2 separate regions of the Homo sapiens genome follow, and region 1 is linked to region 2. A link is a loop called in an ENCODE intact Hi-C map of the cell type or tissue named here. Cell type or tissue: heart left ventricle. All regions are shown on one strand. Each heading gives the region's core, and the rest is flanking DNA. Links, peaks and the distances in the headings are about the cores only. Region 1 overlaps BBIP1 (BBSome interacting protein 1). Region 2 has its middle 93 kb from the start of DUSP5-DT.

Region 1 (10,754 bases), core at 37-8,036, 500 kb after region 2:
GTTAACTACAAGGCTAGGTGTTGTAATTTTTTTTCTCTCATAGTGAAAACTTGGTAGAGCTTCAGTTTTTAAGGCAAAGATGATTAATATCATCTGAGGAAAAGGTATTTGTGTGTAGCCAGCGTGGTTCGTTGATAGCATCTCCCCTGAATGGTGGGTGACAAAAAACATGACCACCATTTGATGGGGGTGGTGAGGCAGGTAGTTAGGAAAAGTAGGAACTGGCAGGCTAACATTTCCTAAGATTCCTACTTGTCTCAACGGCCAACAGCTGGTTTCTACTTTGTGTCTAACAAAAAGAATCCTATGGATGACTGACTACACAGCTGCAATTGGTAACGAAGTAATACAATAGGTGAAATTGGCTCTTGCAGAACAGAAATAGAGTTTCAGTTTACTATTTTCCTCTAATACCGAGATTCTATATGCGAAAGGACCAACAATATTTAACTATTTGTTATGAACATCCCAGCATATATGCCATTTTTGCCAGTGACATTTGCTCCAAGTATTACAGTCAAGATTCTGCTATGCTGTGTGTTCAAGGTGTTCTGGACTAAGCTGTAGAATGATCCCTTTCCAAACACAGATGCTTTTCTAGACGGTCCCACCCACTCAGTGATTCACCTTGCTGATGCAACCTTACCATGCATCTTTCACAACATCACCCCCACAGATTTATTATTTATAAAGTGGTGAATCTGGCTTGGTGCCTGCCTTTACCAACCACTGCAAATTAATTATAATCAAGTGAAGCTTCTTCTGGTTTTTGTTATTCCCGCTCCACTACTTTGACATTCCTAATAAAAGCTTCCTACTCTGTATTCAAGTCTCTTCCTCTCTCTTGCTCAGATTCTTACTCTGGAACGTCTAAGTTCCTGAAAACCTCTATCTGCTTTCCAGAACTTTGTCATCAAACTTCACCCCTATACTGCTCTAGCAGGGAGAGATGATGAAATAAGTAATGGACCAGGAATAAAGCAACTCATCACTAAATGGAATGTGAAATAAATACAATACACAATTTCCTTAGACTGCACAGCTTCTCCTACCATATTCTTTTCTTTTTAGGCCTGCCAGTGGTACCTAGTGATCACTGCCTTTTTTTTTTTTTCCAGGTTAGGATGAAGGTTACTAGCATTGCAGACCCCCTGATTAGCCTTGAATTGAACTATCAAAACCACCACCTAGCCTCTCCATTAAATACATCACAGTGAAAATATTCATTATGATCACATTTCTTTATTTGAAGCAAACCTGACATGATACGCCACTGAAAGGGAGGACATTATAGATGTTGATAAATGTGAAGGAAATACATAGGAGCTAAGGATTTTTATATGTATCACCAAAATGCTAAAGTGGTAGATAAACAACTCTTAGCTGTTATATAGTGTAAGCAACTCCAGCTACTCTGAACTGTCACTATCCTTTGTTTTCTCTTAGTCTGATAACTCTTTCACATCCAAAATCTGGCCTGACAAAAACAATGAAACTTGGTGCTCTACCAAACCTCAGTTCTCTGTTTGACTAAGCTGCCATTGTTACTGTAAAGGGTGTGGAGCCAAAGGGATGGTAGGGAGTGGGCTGCACCTAGTGTGGGGGAGATTAGTGCCAGTCACTTGCCTGGATAGAATGTCTGTTTTAATAGGGTTGGTTCTTGTTTCTAGGCCCCCTTAGGCATTGGCAAGAAAGAAACAGGAAGGGAAGGGCTAAAATAAGCAAGGTTGGATGGCCAGCACTGGCTGGGCTACACTTTGTTGATAATCAGCTGCCCTGGGAGTCCAGAGTAGGAAGGAGTACAGTCATGTGTTTCTTAATGATGGGATATGTTCTGAGAAATGCATCATTAGGTGGTTCTGTCATGGTGCAAACATCCTAAGAGTGTACTAACACAAACCTAGATGGTATAGCCTCTTACACAAACCTAGATGGTATAGCCTAATATAAACCTAGGCTATATGGTAGAGTGTACTGGGCCTAGGCTATAAACTTGTACATGTTACTGTACTGAATACAGTAGACAACTGTAACACAATGGTATTTGTGTATCTTAACATAGACAAAGTAAAGTGTTCTGCCACAATATCATGAGCATTACAACGGGGTATGACATCATTAAGCAATAGGAATTTTTCAGCTTCATTATAATCTTATAGAACCACTGTTGTATATGCAGCCTACTGCTGATCACGTTGGTATACAGACAGTATTTCCTTCTCCCACACGGCCTGCTAATAGCCAGACATGGGTGATTTGCTTAGAGTAATGCACTGTAAGCAGTTGTGGCTACTTTTAAGAGAACTTTCTTGTCAGGTGAGATGTATTTAAACCAGGGACAGATGGGCCAAGGGAGAAACATAACAGCTATGGCTGAAATTCATGTGTATTCTACAATTGCCATGGCCATTTAATTCAATAAATATGTGAGTTTTTTTATCATCTGCCAAGCATTGTTCATAATTAACAGGACAAAAACCCAAACTTTTGCCTTTTTGGAGCCTACAGTCTAGAATAAGGAGAGAAACAACAGCATGCCAGAAGGTGGTAAGAACTATAGAAAATAACGTAAAGGGGATTAAGGAATGCTGAGGGGGGTGGTATTTCAGTTTTAAGAAGAAAATCATGATGACCTCATTAAGAAGGTGACATTTAAGCAAAGACTGCTTTTGTGTGTATGAGTGCATGTGTAATGTCTTTTTAAACTGCAAAAAAGTTAAAAGTCTGATAGTATCCACAGGTAGGGACGGTATAGGGAAATTAGCACTGTTGTTAAGCTTTTTTAGAGGAATATTTTGCAGTACTGTATCTACTAAAACTAAATATGCACAATTTTGACTCATAGTAATTGGTTCTAAAGAACACAAATGTGTAAAAATAAGAGTGTTCATTAAAGCATTGTGTTGAATAGCAAAATGTTCAGCAATAGATGAAGCTGACTAAATGTTCACCAGCAGATCAAAGGTTAAATAAATCATGGAACATCCATAGAACGGAATACTATGCCAAATTAAAAAATGATGCAGATTGTCAAGGCATACCTTAAGAGAAAACATTAAATTACAGAAAATGAAATTATTCTTACATTAATAGAACCAAACTTATAATGCTCACAGAATACAGTGTCAATTCATCATTTTTTGAAGGCCTTGGTTTAGGTAAATGGAGAAGAATCTGCTGTTTCCTTTTCTTACACAGATTCTAAAGTTTGTAATTTCTCCCAGAGATAATAGTTTTGATGAACAGTGCATTCCAAAATCATGACAAGGTACGCAAACCTGTTGTAGCTATTTGAGCTGGATGTCTAAAATTAATGCTGAAAAACTTGAAGGAAAACCAAATCTTTGTCATGAAATATTTTACTCTGTTTTAGGAGTGAGAGTTAAAACGCAGGTCTAGGATGGATTATTGCCTTCAAATCAATCACATACATTTGGCAAGTTAAAAATCCCTGGTGTGGGGGCTGGGCGCGGTGGCTCACACCTGTAATCCCAGCACTTTGGGAGGCCAGGCGGACGGATCACAAAGTCAGGAGATCGAGATCATCCTGGCTAACATGGTGAAACCCCGTCTGTATTAAAAATACAAAAAATTAGCAGGGCGTAGTGGTGGGCGCCTGTAGTCCCAGCTACTCCGGAGGCTGAGGCAGGAGAATGGCGTGAACCTGGGAGGCGGAGCTTGCAGTGAGCCGAGATCGTGCCACTGCACTCCAGCCTGGGCGACAGACCGAGACTCCGTCCTCCCCCCACCCCTCCAAAAAAAAAAATCCCTGGTGTGATTTAGTTGGATAACCAAATTAAATAATGGGTGTGAGACCAGACTAGATCACTGAAGTGTCCTTCTGAACTTGGAGAATGTATTATTAGTGGTCCTCAAATTTTCTACTTGCATACTCCCAAAGAGATTTTGGAAAACTAGGTATCACTTCATACACTGATGTTTAAATTTCTTATCATAAATTTAAATTATAAAGGATATAATTTCCAGCATATTTAAAAATAACTGTTACCTCAGTCTTTTAAAAACATATCCAATATAATCTAAACATAACAGCAATTTGATAGCTACCATCATCCATTAATAAAAAGAAGATCATTTTTAAGTTAGAAGTTTTATATCATCTTTTTTTCTTCCTGGACCTCTATTTCCAACCCACTTTATTCTAGTGTAACGTATTTTCATGCCTTTTTTTTTTTTTTTGAGACGGAGTCTTGCTCTGTCGCCCAGGCTGGAGAGCAGTGGCGCGATCTTGGCTCACTGCAAGCTCCGCCTCCCGGGTTCATGCCATTCTCCTGCCTCAGCCTCCCGAGTAGCTGGGACTACAGGCGCCCGCCACCAAGCCCGGCTAATTTGTTTTGTGTATTTCTAGTAGGGATGGGGTTTCACTGTGTTAGCCAGGATGGTCTTGATCTCCTGACCTCGTGATCCGCCCACCTCGGCCTCCCAAAGTGCTGGGATTACAGAGGTGAGCCACCGTGCCTGGCCTCATGCCTGGTATTTTAATGATCATCCTATCATACTTCTTTGCTACAAAAATGTTTATAAATTTAAACTTTAAAATATTTTGGATTCAGTTATTACAACTGGCACAAAATTGGTCAAAATGAATTACACATTGATAAAGCAATTGTTGAACATAAAAGTTATTGGCCATATATCTGTTAATAAGAAGACAGCTTTATTTTCTCAATTAGTTCACGTATATACATGGCTGAAATTTACTTATTGCTACAATTCTATTCTTCTTCCTTTTTTTTGAGATGGAGTCTTGCTCTGTTGCCCAGGCTGGGGTGCAGTGGCACGATCTCGGCTCACTGCAACCTCCGCCACCTGGATTCAAGCAATTCTCCTGCCTGAGACTCCCGAGTAGCTGGGATTACAGGCGCATGCCACCATGCCCGGCTAATTTTTGTATTTTCAGTAGAGACAGGGTTTCACCATGTTGGCCAGGCTGGTCTCGAACTTCTGACCTCAAGTGATCCGCCCCCGTTGGCCTCCCAAAGTGCTGGGATTACAGGCGTGAGCCACTGTGCCCAGCCCTATTCTTCATTTTTGTAGATGTAAACACTGAGATGAAAATGGGAAAATTTTTTTCAATCTTTGAACTTACGTTATATGCTAACAATCACGTAGTGACCTATCATCAAGAAATAATTTTAAATGACCAGCAGACTACTCAATTAGGTATTCCTTCAGTATTGTTGAAAGCTGAGAACAGTCTCTTGACTTGCAGAAGCACTACTTACTTAATAATTAGCGAAGCCCTTAGTCTTTCTTGAGTTACCAGTGTTTCCTTGTCTCTGTGTGTAGCTCCTAAGAGATGTTTATTTTCTGGAGCATTTTTGTCATAGTAAGATTCTACCAGGCTAGAGAGATGCCTTTCCTTCATACATCCTTAGAAAAATAATTGGGGGACTGGTGCGGTGGCTCGCATCTGGAATCCCAGCACTTTGGAAGGCCAAAGTGGGAGGATCGCTTGAGCCCAGTTCAAGACCAGCCTAGACAACAAAGCAAGACCTCATCTCTACAAAAAATTAACAAAAATTATTCGGGCATGATGGAGTGTGCCTGTTAGTCTCAGCTACTCGGGAGGCTGAGGTGAGGGTACTGCTTGAGCCTGAGTTTTAGGTTGCAGTGAGATATGATCACGCCACTGCATTCTAGCTTAGGTGACAGAGTAAGAGCTTGTCTCAAGAAAAAAAAAAAAAAAGAAAAGAAAAGAAAGAAAAATGGTGAAAGAGGAGACAGGAAATGAGATGAAGCATGATGGTTTATCCACAGGTCCATTTTCTCAGGGAATGCATTATCAGCAGACACTACATATAAAAGTTTAGGATCTGAAAAGTGATTGTTCTTAACCTCGCTTGCTTGTATACCCCTCCGATTGTCTTCAGGCATCTTGAAGGATATGCAAATCCTGGTATAAAGGATGGTGATTGATACAATAACCACGTTGTTCTTTGAGATGTTAATGGACTTTCTGATAAGATTCCATAGTTATTAAATTTGAGAAGCCCTGGGAAGGAAAAAAGTTAAATTTTCTTTTTAATAGCAGGACTGTTTAGAAACTTTAATATGCTAAAGTATGTGATACATTTCAAACAGGGGAGTTGAGTATATATTGTTTCCTAAAGTTATGTGATTCTGGAATTCTTTAAAAGTGCAATCATGGGACCAGTATTGCCTAGAACACACTTTGTATTCCTAGGGCAATGTCACTTTCAATATGGCATATGTAGTAAGATGCTATATCTTAAGCATATTTAAGGAAAATACCAGTATTTACAAATAACTAATTTTGAAATTAGTAAAAGCTGTATTTCTTCTGAATGTAACACTTATTAAAATTAAGTGAAGAATGACTTTTTTCTCTGTTAAGTGAAAAGTTTAGACCATCCTGGACAAAGCTGTATTTTTATAAAGGAATTATTTAAATATGAAAAGATAAAATCTTGCAAAAGACTTGTAGACTTGGCAAAAATGACATCTTTTTCTCCTATCACAAGGATATCCTGATGTGGGGGTTTCTAGTGACGCAAGTACAATATTTTGTGCCAAAATGTTAACTAATGATTACTTATGGGCCTTATTTCTACTTTCTATTACATGAACATCCATTACTAAGAAAGGGTTAAGAACAAAACTGAAGTATTCAAATAGCAAGTCATCTTATATTGAAATTTTAATTCAGCATCAAACTTACTAAGGCATAGTCTCTAGGCTTGAGGATCCTGAAGGATGGGGGTGGAGGGAGAAGAAACAGGCACATAAGCGAAGAAGCATAATGCAATATAAGTTCTATACTTAGAAGTATTTGTAAAAATGCCATGGGAACACAGAATAGGGAGCAATTGTGTCAGGTACAGATGATGGGGGAGGAACTTTAGGTGCAGGTAACAACAGTTTGTGCAGAGGCATGAAGATAGGCAACACAAAGCACATGGTGCATTATGGGGGAGGCAAGGAATGCTTAAAAAAAAAAAAAAAGAGTTACGAGCAATCTGTCTGGAAACAAACCCTAACCAAACTGCAATCAAATTGATTTTGAAGGAAATAAGGAGAACCACTGAAATATTTTAAGAATGAGAATGACCTGAACAGATCTAAAATGTATTCAGGAGGACAATTACAGGGCTATTTCAAATAGTTTAGGTGCAGGTGAAAAATGGGTGCTTCAACTGAGCACCTAGCTACACTGTGAAATCATAAAGCTAGGGAAAGACAAGATTTAAGTAAAAGCTGTGATGGGGTGGTGATTAACTCAGGCCAGCAAAACAATGATACCCTCAACAGATTTTCCATTAATCAGGCAAGCATCTTCACAGAAACAACTTCAAACTGTAAAGACTAAGATTTATATAATTTTGTTATGAAAAAGTTGGCCTTTTTTTTTTTTGAGACGGAGTCTTGCTCTGGCACCAGGCTGGAGTGCAGTGGCGCGATCTCGGCTCACTGCAACCCCCACCTCCTGGGTTCAAGCGATTCCCCAGCCTCAGCCTCCTGAGTTGGGATTACAGGCATGTGCCACCACACCCAGCTAATTTTTTGTATTTTTAGTAGAGATGGGGTTTCATCATGTTGGCCAGGATGGTCTCGATCTCCTGACCTCGTGATCCACCCGCCTTGGCCTCCCAAAGTGCTGGGATTACAGGCATGAGCCACCGTGCCCGGCCAGAAAAGGTTGGCTCTTATGTCATCTTTTGAACTTAAATGTTGTGGACTTGCAGGAGACCTACAAGTGAAAGTCTTAGAAAAAGACAGAATCCTTCGCTAAGATCTTCCCTGCACACCTATTACATATTTGGGAAAAGAGCCTAGCTCCTAGTTCTCTGTTCAAGAAAGTATAAATCTTTACAGTGGACAGAAATTGTGAGTTAATAGGCCAAATTAATGCTGTACCTTGTATTCTATTTGGAAATAAGCACTGGACAGTAAAGACTAGAGTGATAAACATGAGAATGATGTTGTTTTAGGTGACAACAAAAGCATTACTCTTTCAGAGTAGAAAACTAACAAATGTAACATAAAAATAATTTGGAATGATAAAGTACCTATACGAACAGATTTTTTCTTTCAACAAACATACTAAATGTCTATAATGTACCAGCCGTAGCTAAGTGAGAGAGACAGAGTAGGTAAAAACCAGTTTCTTTCTTTGGTGGAGGTGAGGTAGGGAATGAGACACATGTAAATAATTATAATTGAATACAATGTACTTTAATAAAAGCATGCCTACTGTGCCTTAAGAAATGAAAACCATGAAAAACTTGGCTAAGGATAGGGGACAACGGGTGGTCTCTGAAGAAGAATTATTAAACATGACATTGGAGCTAGTCCCAGAAAGCTGAATGGGGGTTTACTAGGCAGAGAAGGAGATGTATAGCAAGGGGCAGATGTTCTAGACAAAGCGAAAAATACGTTCAAATGAAGAAGCATTAAAAAAAAGTGTTCTGTCGGAGGACATGGCTAGAGTGCAGTGTGTGTACAGTGTGCATACAGTGTGCACCAGGTATTGTGGTGGGACTGACCAGCTGGAGGCCAGTTCACACTCAGTCTGCAACGCTGAATTTGGACTTCATATCCTATAGTCAGGAGGGAGCTAACTGGATGGTTCTAAGCAGTTACATGACATGATTCATGTTTTGGAAACACATTCTAGACAAAATAAAGGAAAAATGAGAAGAGACACTAGAGGAAAGGAGATTAGTAAGGAAGCTATAATTGTTTAGGTAAGATGATGAAAGTATGAATTAAAGCAGTGATAACAGACACTAAGAGGAGAAGATATGAGGTAATTAAGGGTACAAGAAGTTGAGATTCAAACATCCTCCACCTTCCCACCCCCCACTGCCAGTGGGTGATAAGGAAATGATCACAGACGACTGAAGTGAGCTAACATGATTGTGGATATACCCATATTAATTCATACCGGAAACACAGATGAGAAGGTTGAGAAGGAATAGTAAAGACCATGAGTTCGGTTTAGATTCACAGAGTGTGGAAGTCCAAGAGGAAGGTAAAAAGGACTGAAGGCCCAGAGTCAACTGTACAGTAGTACAAGCTACGGAGGTGGATATAATCACTCAAGAAAGATATGGCAAAATGGTAAGTGGTGGGGTGATGGTAAAAAGAGACAAGGGTCTAGTGTGGTGGTTGAAAGAAGCAGCTGAAGTCAGATTAGTCACTTAAATTACTTGATTTTCTGAGCCTTCGTTTCAACTGCAAGATAAAGCTTACAATGGCATCAACTTGAGATGGCTGGTGCATTAAAGATATAATTCATATAAAGCCATTAGACCAAACCCTGCATGAGAGCTCAATGAATGTCAGCAATTCTTACCATAGTGTACCATTATAATGTTGGCATAAAATTAGATTTTCAGAAAAAATAAGCTTATTAACATGTATTAGTTATAGAGGCTTATTACTAAAAATGCATGATGAAAAACCTATGGGCAAGCAAAAATATTTTAGAATTCTCCACCTCTTCTCTCAATACCCATACTCTTAAGAGTTATATTAAAGGCAGACTTGTTTAAATGTCAGGACATTTACCTTAGCTTCTTTCCTTTAGTTAGCCTAGTGGCTCTTAAATTTTAGTTTGCTTAAGAATAACAATAGCAACACAGTGTTTAGTACGAAGTCATGCATGTATTTCAACTAAGTAGATATTTTAAGGAATTTTCTGCAGTAATTTTGAAAAAACTTTTATCACCATAACTGGTGATTTTGGAATTGAATTACCCATGTGCCCATCCACCTCCCACTGCATCTCCCAGTTGCAGCGGGAGGTGAACGGGCACATGGGTAAAATTATATATTGGGTACACATATATATATGATGAAATTTAACAGACTAAAACAAGGTTTAAGAAGAGTTATCTTGTCCAACATCATATAGTCGATAAGAAACAGGATTTGAACTCGGGTCTGCCTTACTCAAAGGCAAGGTCTCTTTTCAGTTTTCTCTATGCTACATCTGTAGGATAGGGAGATCCCAAGCAGGTTTAGTACGGTGCTTCACTGAAGGAATATCAACATTTAAGAAGATGGTGGAGAGATAATCGTAGACTATGGTGTGCAGAAGCCAACAAAGGCTGAAGTAACATACAATCTTCAATTTCTACTGAAATGGGAAATTTTGAAGACACTAATAACCCTTACAAAGGAGGGTGAAAATAAAATATGAGGCAAACAGTAAATCTCAGGAATGAGGTAGACGAAAAAATAAGCGCAGCATATTGACTAAAGCACATTTCTTCCTCTATAGTTTGGGAACTGTGTCACAGTCGGACCAATATATGGCTCTAACCAACATGTAGCTTTTCTTTTCTTTTCTTTTTTTTTTTTTTTGGTCTTCTTAATTTGAGGATTTAGCATTCCAGTTGTCATGTTTGATGCCATTCTGAAATAAATCTCTTAGGAAGAAAAACTGCTTTTTGACTCTAGATTTTGTTTATAGCATTAAATATTATTTAAACACTATGTCACTGAAACTTTCAAATCCTAAGCTTAATTAGAAATATACAACACTTTAAAAGCTTACAAATTTTGCATTTTTAAATTATTTTCATCATATCACAAATTATATGACAGCTTATATCACAACTCATGAGAAGATACTGATCTTGGGTTAAACAGCTGAAGAGGGCAATTAGCTTTAGACTGCACCTATTTTCATCTAGCCATCTGGAAAATGTAAGCTGTGGTCACACAGTGGACAGACAGAGAAGGAGACTAAATTACTAAAATTC
Region 2 (11,221 bases), core at 1,973-9,972:
TTTTTCTTTTCTTTTTCAGCCCAGCTCTTCTAAACTCCATAGGTTGACTTATCTATGCATACCTCTCAGAAGCCCTGGGAGAGATATTCTCCGGGCACCAGGACTCACTGCCCAAGCTCGAGTCGCTGTACCTCTGGGCCAGGGCAATGGAGGTCCTGGAACCTTCCAGGAAAAAGAGTTCAAAAGGTTTTGGCAGTGACCTTTTCCAGTGTGCTTCCCCCCAGGCAAAGAAAGGTTTTTCACTGCAGCCTGGGGATGGGCCTCAGGTAGGCACTTTACGAAGCCCAGGATGCCCAGGCTCAGGATGAGACACCATCCTCCCCTCCCCATTTCCCTCTTGCCTGGATGGCATCTTGTGACTTGTTTACTACAAGTCACATCCTGATAGAGGCCCCACTCGCTGGAAGGGGCAATGAATCACCAGCGTCTCCATGGGAATCACAACCCAGCTAGCCCAGCCCCACCCCTCCTAATCCACTGCCCTTACCCCACCCCCCAACACACACAAACAGTCATGTCCACTGGGTGAGCCTGCTAGGGCTGAGCCTGGCACGGGACAAGGAAAGGCTTGCCCAAACAAGAGGTCCCCGCCCACTTCTGCCTCCCTGAGCAGCAGCTCTCTCTTCTCCTGTCAGCTCTCGGACTGGACCACCCTCCATACAGATTACAGAGGGGGCATTTGTCCCCCAAGAGCCATCCCACACAAGACTTCCCTGCCACCTCCTCTCTTATTGGAGGTAAAAAACAAAACAAAACAAAAAACAAAACAAAAACTTGGGTTTATACCTGACTCTGATACCTCTGACTGTGTGGCTTTGATCAAGTTACTTAACCTCTCTGAACCTTAAATTCCTCAACCATAAAATGAGGATAGCAGTATTACCCAGACCACTGGGTTGGTTGTGAAGTTTAAATGAGAACATTCACATAGCATGCTTGGAATAGTGAGTGGCACACAGCAAGTGTGCCTGATAACTGATCCTTCATGATGGTGGTGATGAATATCATGGGCTTGTGTAGCACAGCAGGAGGCTCATTTGGCCACCAGAATGCACATTGCATTCTATTGCAAAGCTAGGAAACGTGATGTCAATCGTACCTGCATTTCCGGGATTTTGTAGCCTATGACTTTTGTTGAGGAATTTGTACCGATGCAGGGCAACTCATGCATTCTACAAATATGTACTGAGAACTCATTCATTCTACAAATATGTACTGTTAAGGAAGTGACGTGTTCTTGGCAGTCCCAAGAGCAGAACTGGGGGATGTGGATGAGAGGCTGTTCCTGGCAGCTTCCCAGACCCGTATCATTTGATTTGCAAAGGTTGCACATCAAATCATGAAAGTTCCTTTCATGATTTGCTGAGATGACGGCAGGTTCTTTGCCTATATATTGGGTCTAGTATGGACTGGAGGTGATGTCCAGGGAGGTGAGGCAGGAGGGGCCTGTGCCCAGGTCTTGAAGCAGTGTTGGTTTGGGCCATAGCTTCACCTCTTCCAAGTCTTGTGACCTTGGGAAAGTCAATTAGCTTTACAGAACCTCGGTTTCCTTCTCTGTTAAATGGGCATAGTAACACCTAGCCTGTGACCTCACAGGGTTGCCGTCAGCTCACATGTGTGAAAGATAGCCTCTTAATAGCTGTATTTTCCATTCATTCATTCATTCAGCCCTTACCTATCCACCCAACCATCCAAGATTATTTTGATTATCTACTATCTTTCAGTTACAATAGGAGGAGCTGGGTACAAAGGGAAACCCAGAAGACGTGGGGAAAATGCTGGCCACCAGGATTCCATAGCAGAGACAGTCCATCTTCCAGCCCTCCAGATGTCAATGTTGGGGCCAGCAGACAGGAGTCATCGAATAAGTTCTTGGGAGGGGACAACCCTTCTTCAATCCACTCCAGGTGACAAGTGGTTCCTTTGGTCTAGGTGAGAAGCAGCCCATCCTCTGGACAGGTGCCCAGGGTGGACCGTTCCCCTCTCTTGGACCCCAGCCAGCCTGCCCAGCCCTCCAGACTGAACTCTTGACCCTCTGTTTTTCCATATTTTGGCAGGAGATGGGCTCTGAAAGAAGATACCTGGCTGGGCTCCAGAGAGTATACCCACACTTCAGGCAGGAGGTAGGGAGGATGGGGCCCAGCCATGCTGTCTCCTTCTTTCAGAAAAATAATGCTTTTATGCAGGTCTCCCCCAGAAACCTCTGCTTAGTTTTCTTTGGACAGAACTGGACCATGTGCCTACTCCTCATTGCAAGGAAGCCTGGGAAAAAAGGAGCAGGATTATCATGATTGCTTAGACCAAAGGTTGCAAACTTTTTCTGGAAAGTTGTAGACAGGAAACATTTTAGGTTTTGTGGGTCATACAGTCTCTGTTGCAACTACTCAACTCTGCCTTTGTCACGCAAAAACAGTCATAGATAATATATAAACAAACGTATGTGGTTGTATTTAAATAAAACTTTATTTATGAACACTTAAACTTGAATTTCAGCTGGGTGCAGTGGCTCGCACCTGTAATCCCAGCAGTTTGGGAGGCCGAGGCAGGAGGATCACTTGAGGCCAGGAGTTTGAGACTAACCTAGGCAACATAGCAATACCCTGTCTCTATAAAAAAATAAAAATTATACATTGAAATTTTAAAAATCTTCAATATCATATAATTTTCATGTGTCACAAAATATTATTTTTATGTTTTCAACCATTTGAAACGTGTTAAAAACCATTTTAGCTCATGTACCATGTAAGAACAGGGGGCATTCAGATTTGGCACTCAGGCCGTAGTTTGCTGACCCTTGGCTTAGACCAGTCATAGTCCATTGCCTGGAGCTGGGTTCGCTGTCACTGTAAGGAAGGGTGTGTATGTGGCAGAAGGTGTAGCATAAGGGGGGCTGTGGGAGATGTATGACACAGGCAACTAACAGTATTCGTCAACAGCAGAGTTTGAATCCAAAGCATCCACTCAGCCTGTCATGGGGGTGCACGCTTGTATCCCAGCTACTCAGGCGTCTGAGGCAGGAGGATCGCTCGAGACCAGGAGTTCAACACCAGCCTGGGCAACAAAGCAAGACCCCCATCTCAAAACAAAACTGAAACCAAAAAAAGAAAAAGAAAAAAAGAAAAGACCCATTCACTCTTAGCCTCTGTGTTCATGTTCTCTTCTCAGCAACCTCCCTGTGCTGGGAAGGTGAGAGGGAGAAGGCATGCAATTAGGCATCGGGATTGTGGTGTCAGCTTTGCTATCAAGATGGCTCTGGCTGGGACACATGCCATGTCTCCTGAGGCATTCCAACAGCCTCTTCTCACCAAGGCCCCAGATGGGAGATCATAGGAGGGGGATGCAGGGAGGGGTCCCCAGGTGGCAAAGACTTCTCAGGAAGCTGAGAGGGGCTGGAGGTCCTGCCTCCCTCCCTCCCCATGGTGCACACCCCTGAGGTGTGGAGCAAGGGGTGGGGGTTTACCTCTGGCCCTGGATGGAGCAGGATTTACCTTTCCCCTTGACATTGATAGGCCTGAAACTGGGTCTTGGTCTTAAAACTGGAGAAGCAGGAACTGCCATCAGCCTCTGACTCCCTCCTTCCTGTGTTCTTCGCTTCCTGCCCACCCCAGCATGAGGGAGATCTGGGAAAGAATCAAATAGTGAGGGAGCACGCCAGCATGAGGCATAGGAAAACTCAGAGATGTCATTCTTTTAGCCATTTAAAAAAATCTTGGTTTTAAGCTCTTACCATAGGATTTATTTTTAAAAAATTAATTCAGTTTCCACCAAGCACGAGCCGGGTACTCCTCTAGGAATTTTACATTCTCTGACTCATGTGATCCTCCAATAATCCTGTGAGGTAGGGGTCTTAGACCCATTTCTCAAGGGTGGAAACTGAGGCCAAGAGTTTACACCATCAATGAGAGATCCAGGATTTCATCCAAGGCCGACTGACTCTAGATAGAGTCCCTTCTCCAGGACCAGTTGAAATGCTTAGGCACAAAACGTAAGGAGGTACTGATTCTCAGGCCGGCGCAAGTGCCCTAGGTACCTCGCCTGCCTCACCCTGCCTGGCCCAGGCACACCCCGGTGTCACTCCCTCCCGTTAAGATTCTCAAGGCCCCAAGCTACCATGAGCTGCTGTGCATTTGTTCACGTGGGTCCCATGCCTGAAGTATCCTCTCCACCACCTTCGCTGTGCACCCAACTTTTCCTTTTCCTTTAAGATTCAGTTCAAACACCACCTCCTCTAACAAGCCTTCCCTGAACCCTCCTGGTCAGGATTGTTCCTCAGCTCACCACACCTGCTATCTCATATTCTGTACCTCAGGACTCCATCTTGTGAGAGCAGGAACCAAGGCTGAATTTGTCTTTGTTGCTGTAGCACAGAAATAAGATAATCGACGTGAAGTACTTAGCACAGTGTCTGGCTCCCAGTGAAGATGCCCTTGGTTGCTACAGCTTCATGGAAACTTTACCCTAAATAGCTGCAAACACACAGAATGTGTTGTGCTTTTTTGTTTTGTGTTTTTTGATACAGAGCCTTGCTCTGTTGCCCAGGCTGGAGTGCAGTGGCACGATCTCAGCTCACTGCAGCCTCTACCTCCCAGGCTCAAGTGATACTTTCCACCTCAACCTCCCAAGTAGCTAGGACCACAGGTATGTGCCACCACGCCTGGCTAATTTTTAAGATTAAAAAAAAACAACAACTGTATAGATGGGTCTCACTATGTTTCCCAGGCTGGTCTCAAACTCCTGAGGCTCAAACAATTCTCCCACCTTGGCCTCTCAAAGTGCTGGGATTACAGGCATGAGCCACCGCACCCAGCCAGAATGTATTATCTCACCTAAGAAAAGGGCTTCAGGCAGGGTGCTCCAGGGTTGGATAATTCACAGCTCAACAGCTTCCAGGTTCTTCCTACTCTGCCATCTTCAGAATGTAAGCTGCATTCTCAGGTGGATCCCCTCATGGTGAAAGAATGGCTGCCACAGTCCCAGGCCACAAGCCCTCACACCAAGACACGACAACTTCTGGTAGAAAAAGGGGATATCTCTTGTGTGCCTCATTTTGAGAACCTTTCCCAGAACGCTACCCCCAACTCAGCTGACTCTTTCTTTCTTTTTTTTTGAGACAGAGTCTCACTCTGTCGCCCAGCCTGGAGTTCAGTGGTGCAATCTCGGCTCACTGCAAGCTCCGCCTCCCAGGTTCATGCCATTCTCCTGCCTCAGCCTCCCGAGCAGCTGGGACTACAGGCACCCACCACCAGGCCCGGCTAATTTTTTGTATTTTTACTAGAGATGGGGTTTCACCGTGTTAACCAGGATGGTCTCTATCTCCTGACCCCAGGTGATCCGCCCGCCTCAGCCTCCCAAAGCGCTGGGATTTCAGGCATGAGCCACTGCACCCGGCCTCTCAGCTGACTATTTCTAAGAACACTTTGGCCAGGATGGCATCCCATGCCCACACCTACGCCAGTCTCTGGCAAAGGAAATGGGATGTGCCAAATTGACCAGGTAGTCAGGCTCCTGGCCCTATGGCAGAGGGAAGATTACCCAAGCCCAGTCAGGAAGGCGGAAAGGCTGTGAGGGTGACTGTATCTACACCTGGCTATCACATAAAAAAACGTGCAATAAAGAGTAGCTATTAGCTTTAAATGTAGACAGATGTGGTGGTGTAGTGAAACAAAAAAAAAAAAAAGCACTGGTTTAAGTGAATTGCTGACCAGGCTTCATGGCACCACTTAGGACTTGAAGACAGAGGGTCTTGTATTATTCCCTACTCCTGTTTTTCGTGCCTGGTGAGGTTCTCTCCATCTCAAGCTTGGGCTTCTCCAGAGGCCACATTTTCTACCCTTCTGCCCTGACCCTGTCTACTGCAGAGCTAGGCACATAGTGGGCTCTCAAATATGCAGACACTGTGGCTGGAGAGCACAGACATGCCCCTCAACCGCCCAACTTCCTGGAAATAAATTGTTCTGCATTCCCAAGAAGCACCCCAAAAAGTTACCTTCTAAATCCTGTTCTGCTTGTCACTTTCAATCTGGTTAATTAAACTCAATACCTCCAGGATGATTAAAAGTTAATTTGGCATTCAACAGGCCCGGAAATGAAATTCCATGGGAAACACTCTTGGTGAGCCTGGCTAGATATAATTAGAACATAGTCCTGCTGGGGGAAGAAGAGTAAGTATGGCACTGGCGCAGCCACAGAGGTGACAGTAGGGAGGCGGGTGCCGAGGTTATATGGCAGCAAGCCTCTTCCCAGGCCTCTAATTACTTACTCAGCTGTTGCTGACAATTGCATCACAAGAGCAGTTGGTTTACACTAAGAGTTTTTACTTCTAAATTGGTAAGGATCCATAGGCACTGCTTCTGCCCAAACCTGCTTGAGTCTCCACTCTGCTGTTTGTACAGTTCCTGCTTTCCCCTCACCCTGCTGCTGAGAGCCAAGGCCTTCTCTTCCCTCCCCCTCTGTCTTCCCATCTGCACCAGGCCCCATCCTGGCCCCTTCCACCCCCAGTACCTCCGGGTCTTCTGCCCCTGATGCCCCATTCCATTCCTCCCTTTGCTTCTGCTGCTGTCCTCCAAGAGTGGTCCCTGCTGCAGGCTGGCCACCCGCTGGGAGGTCTTTAGTGCTCCTCGTCTCCCAGGCAACAGTGCCATTGCTTTAGATGCCAGGCTGGAGCCTGGTATTCCAGGATGCCGCAGAAGGGCATTTCCTTTTTCCATCTCGGAAGCCACCAGGAGGCCTTCACACCTCCCAACCCATCCAACTTCCCCATCTGGTACCTTCGAACACTGTGGGAAGCAGGAAATATCTAGTTAACCCTCAAGGGCTAGAACGTCTCTTAGTGAGGAGCTCAGGAGCCTGTGGGGAGACCGTGTTTCACTCAAGATGAGCCCTAGCCCTTACTGTGAACTGTTTCAAATGAGAAGATACTGCAACAAGGTCGGAGGGCAAGTTTTGGGTTTTTCTTTGGCCTTCCGGAAGGACTAGGTCAATGCTATTCAATATGGTTGCCACTAGCTATATGTGGCTATTAAATTTAAATTAATTAAAGTTGAAGAAAATTTCAAATTCCATTCCTTAGTTCACTTGTGTCTGGTGGTGGCCACACTGAACAGTGCAGATAGAACGTTTCTGTTATCACTGAAAGTTCTGCGCTACAACATGAGCTGTAAGCACGGGCTTGGAGGTCAGAGCTGCTCTCTGCTGTTGACTCTGTGGCCCTGGGCAACTTGCTCAACTTCCTGATGCTTCCCTCATTTCTCCTCATTTCTGTAATAGTAGCTGTCTTAGAGTGTCCTGGGGGCCAAAGGAGATAATCCAGGTACATGCTCAGCACGGCATCTGATAACCGAAAGGGCTGATAAGTAGAAGCTCCTGGCTCCTGGAGAGAGGCTGCCACTTGGTAAAGTAGAAATACTTAGGATGAAGGGGACTGAACGCTAGCCTCCCTGTAAGTCCCATGTGAAGGCTGTGAGCTACATCACCCAAATTAAAAAGAGTAAATCAGAATTAATCACAATAAAATGGAAAACTCCAGCACAGATTTTTCTCTGGAGCCTGGGACCTAACATTCAATAGTCTGCTGAGCCGCCCAGTTAGATTCCTTCCAGGATCCATTAAGTCAAGAAACCCAAATGGAATGGACCCTCTTCCACACAAACCCCACCCATTCCTCCTGCATTTCCTAGCCCAGGAGTAGCATCTGGTCTCCAGAAAGCTAGAAACATAATTTATAACCCTATGATGTAATTGGAGTTATTATCACCATTTTACAGACAAGGAAATTGAATCCCAGAGATATTACCCACCTTGCAAGTTAGTGGTAGAGTCAGGCTCTTAACCCACAGACTCTGCTGCCTCGATCCACCCTCAAAGCCACTTGACTTTACCTCCTCAATCTGTGCACTTCTCTCCAACCCCATGGCCAACACATGACACTGGCTCCTCACCACAGTCCCCTTACCAGCCCTCTTCGTGGCCCAGTTCTGCAGTGTGCCTAAGGCAGTCACTTCTGAAAGCTCAACCTCGAGTCTGTTTCTTCAGCTCTCCCAGTGATTCTGCAAGCCATTCAACACCCTGTCACAAGCCCTCTCCTGTTTAGAATAGCAAGAGTGTTTCTCTTCTCAGTTGAATCTTAACTGATGCCACTAGCTCAGAGCTAGGTGCATTGAGTTCTGAATAAATACTTAGGTCCATTGAAAAGCACATGTTTGGTGCCCATTTTCCAGGTGCTCTATTAAGGGCTCAGGGTCATGTACAGGGTCTTTGCCCTCAAAGAGTTTGCTGCCTAGCAGAGATGCCTACCAGGAATTCAGAAAAGGGAAAAAATTTCAACAGGGGCTTGTGGACATCTTGCTTTGTGGTCAGCTTCCATTCACCTATGTCTAGTAAGCATACCTCAATTGGTAAAGCCAGCTCCACCAGGAGCTCCAGAGAGGTGAAGGAGATTTAGGTCTAAGTTAATCCACTAACTCCATCCCCTGGACACATTGATTGGTTTGGGAATGGGAATCTGACCCAAGTTAGACCAGAGAATGACAATACATCTCAATTCCAAGACAAAGTTTGAGGAGCTCTGGAGAAATAAGACTCACTCCTTCCGCTATACCAAAAAATTGTAAGGACGTGAGTGCCAGAACTGCTGTGCCTTTTGCTACTCTGTAGAGCCTGAAACCTCCGCCTTCATAAAAACGGGTAGACGAAGATTTGGAGAGAAAGAAAATACTGATGATGTTGTTTGAGCTCTGAATCCAACTGTAACTAAATAAGATCACCTGGGTTTTTGGTTTCCTTGAGCCCCAAATTCCCATTTTTTTCTTAAGCCTCTTTGGGAGGGAGGTTTCTGTCACTTGCAATCAAAAGTGTCCTCACTGATTTAGAAGGTGTCCTGGAGGAGATGGAAGGAATGAGACTCTGAATGACTGACGATAATTAGGGGGAGAGATGGGAGGACATTCCAGGCAGAGAAACAGTCCATGGAAACCTGTGGAGCTGGGCTCCTGCTGGAATTTGAAGCCCAGGCATCGAATGCTGACTCTACACCCTGGTAGCCTCCTAACTCTTACCCTTCCTCTGAGCCACAGGATACTCTTGAAATGGGCTTTACGCTTTAAGCCTCACAGGGATGTGGGATGAAGATAATACATGCCAGTGTGTGATGGTGCCTGACTCTCAACACATGACTGCTGAGCAAACAAACCAGTCATTTCATAGGAGAAGAGAATGGAATAGGAAAATAACATGTGGTAAGGTGTGGAAAGCTGGGGAGGTTCATCTACCAAGCCCTGCCACGAGCTTTGTCCCTCTCATCCCTGCCCTCATAGCAACCTGTAGGGTATTGTCATTGCTGCCTAGCAGAGATGCCTACCAGGAGAGCAGTGATGCAGGAATTCAGAAAAGGGAAAAAATATCCAGATAAGAGAATTGAGGCTTAGAGAAGTGAAGTAACTTATCTAAAGTCACATAGCTAAGAAGCACAGAAACTAACGATTCAAACTCATATTTTCTCCACCGTAACGACTGTTCCCTGTGGGCTGGAGCTGAGATCTCTGCTGGCCTCCAGTGCAGGCTGAGCAGAATGGCCCCTCTCCTGTAAGTCCAGGCAAGCTGCCTGGCCTGGGGCAAATACGGAAAGGAATGTTTCTAGTCACTACCAGATGATGAATAGGTGGACCTGAAAGGCCAAGCATGGTACAGAGAAGACATTTCCACCAGCCAGCTCTCCAGGACACTGACTCGGGTAGCAGGGGTGAGAGTACAGACACCTCCCTGGGAAGGAAGCAGAGGAAACCCAAATTTGGGGAGTAGAGAGTCTAAGCTACCCAGAGGGGCTGGAGGAGGCCTGGGTCCCTGCAACCAAGACCATTCTGGAAAACAAGCAATCCCTGCCCAAGGGCCCTGCTATGTGGGCGGTAGGGAGAGGCTAGGGGAGGAAGTGTGGATGAGGCCTGGGGAGCTCTTCCCTAGTGCGGAGGTGGTGACTTCACTTTCCCAGGCCTTGATTTGCATCTGTGCCCTGGGCCTCTAGGAGGGGGTTGTTTGTGGAGAGGGTGGGTGTGTCTGTTGTTTGTGTGTTTTTCCTTCTGCCTTTAGCCCTCCCCCTTCCCCTCCTCAGTAACTAGTAGAACCTGCAAGGCTCATGCCCAGCCTGGGTCCCTTCCTCTGACTCAGTGGAAGGGCAGGAGAGTGCCCCGAGGAGCTGCCCACATCCCTGGCTGAGTGCCTCACCCCCAGGGCCTCCACGAGGAGCAGCTTCCACAGGGTGCCTGTGGGGCTCGTTCCTCTGGATGCTTTTCCCTTTGCTGTGAATGCCTCTGGGGCACGAATATATGGCCCTTGGGTCTAGGCCTTAGGGCTTCCGGTGACCAGGATAGGAAGTGTTGCAGGCCCTGCCCCGAGGGCGGCGCATTAGCTTTTCCCCCACTGCTTTCATCTACCCATCTCACCAGATTCCCCCATCAACCAGAGGTGGGTGTATCACCCCCATTTCACAGAGGAATAAAGTGAGGCCAGAAAAGGGAGAATGACTTGCCCAAAGTCATATGGCTAACAAGTGGCCTGGCAACTGGAATCTGCCTTTTTGGTCCCCATTCTGAAGCTCTTTCCATCACAGGCTACTAATGTTCCCACACAGGGTGCAGGGATGCTGCTTTCCTCTCTGATATGGGACCTCACTGGACTCGCTCCCGAGTCTGCCCAAGTCATCTCTGGAAGTCCCTCGGGTGTCTTGTAAGTGCCCGCAGCCAGCCTGCTAATGTGTCTTCCACTTGACCTCTTTGTTGCTGTCGGCTGTGCACTGGGCAACTGCGGCAGGACCTTGCCTTACTCCCTGCCTGGGCTGCTCCATGAGGCCCCTGTTTCTCTATTTAAGGTGTGACCCCTGGTGCTGGCCAGTATGGCAGTCCTCAGTGCCTACCGAGGCAAAACGGTTTTGTGCTCTGAATTGAAAGAGGCAGAAAGCTCCTCTCCCTACTGTGTGTCCCAATTTGTAAGCTGGGCTCCAAAGAAGCCTTTTCAGCTTTTCCCTGCAGCCTCCTCTCTAAAGGGAGTAAGGGGCCAGTGTTTCCTGCTAGCCTGTCCCCATTCACTCACTTGCAATAAAAGCCTCAGCTCAGTTTATATGATTCCGGTGAAACTGCCCCCATCAGCACCATGACCAGGCTCCCTATACACATCCCCTTCCCAGACACTCAGATCTGGGAGTGGAGATTATGATCCTGCAATCAGTACCCTC

Evidence for each region. A loop is a pair of places that touch in the nucleus more often than their neighbours do. Peaks named below come from ENCODE experiments on the same cell type or tissue, not always from the same donor. Only the 100,000 strongest peaks of a DNase experiment are listed, where the experiment ranks them.
Region 1: it touches region 2 in a loop (5-fold over the local background); 3 of 110 quality-filtered maps call a loop at or near these places.

The regions. Positions count from the first base shown.
Region 1 is chr10:110,901,821-110,912,574 of GRCh38, forward strand. The region is part of intron 2 of BBIP1 (BBSome interacting protein 1); the gene reads right to left. Among named protein-coding and RNA genes, the nearest start is that of MIR4680, 9.1 kb to the left of the region's middle. RefSeq lists an enhancer at 1,856-1,935. In heart left ventricle, for the core only: no CTCF peak of the experiment used is centred there; no DNase peak of the experiment used is centred there.
Region 2 is chr10:110,398,347-110,409,567 of GRCh38, forward strand. No RefSeq gene overlaps it. Among named protein-coding and RNA genes, the nearest start is that of DUSP5-DT, 93 kb to the right of the region's middle. In heart left ventricle, for the core only: no CTCF peak of the experiment used is centred there; no DNase peak of the experiment used is centred there.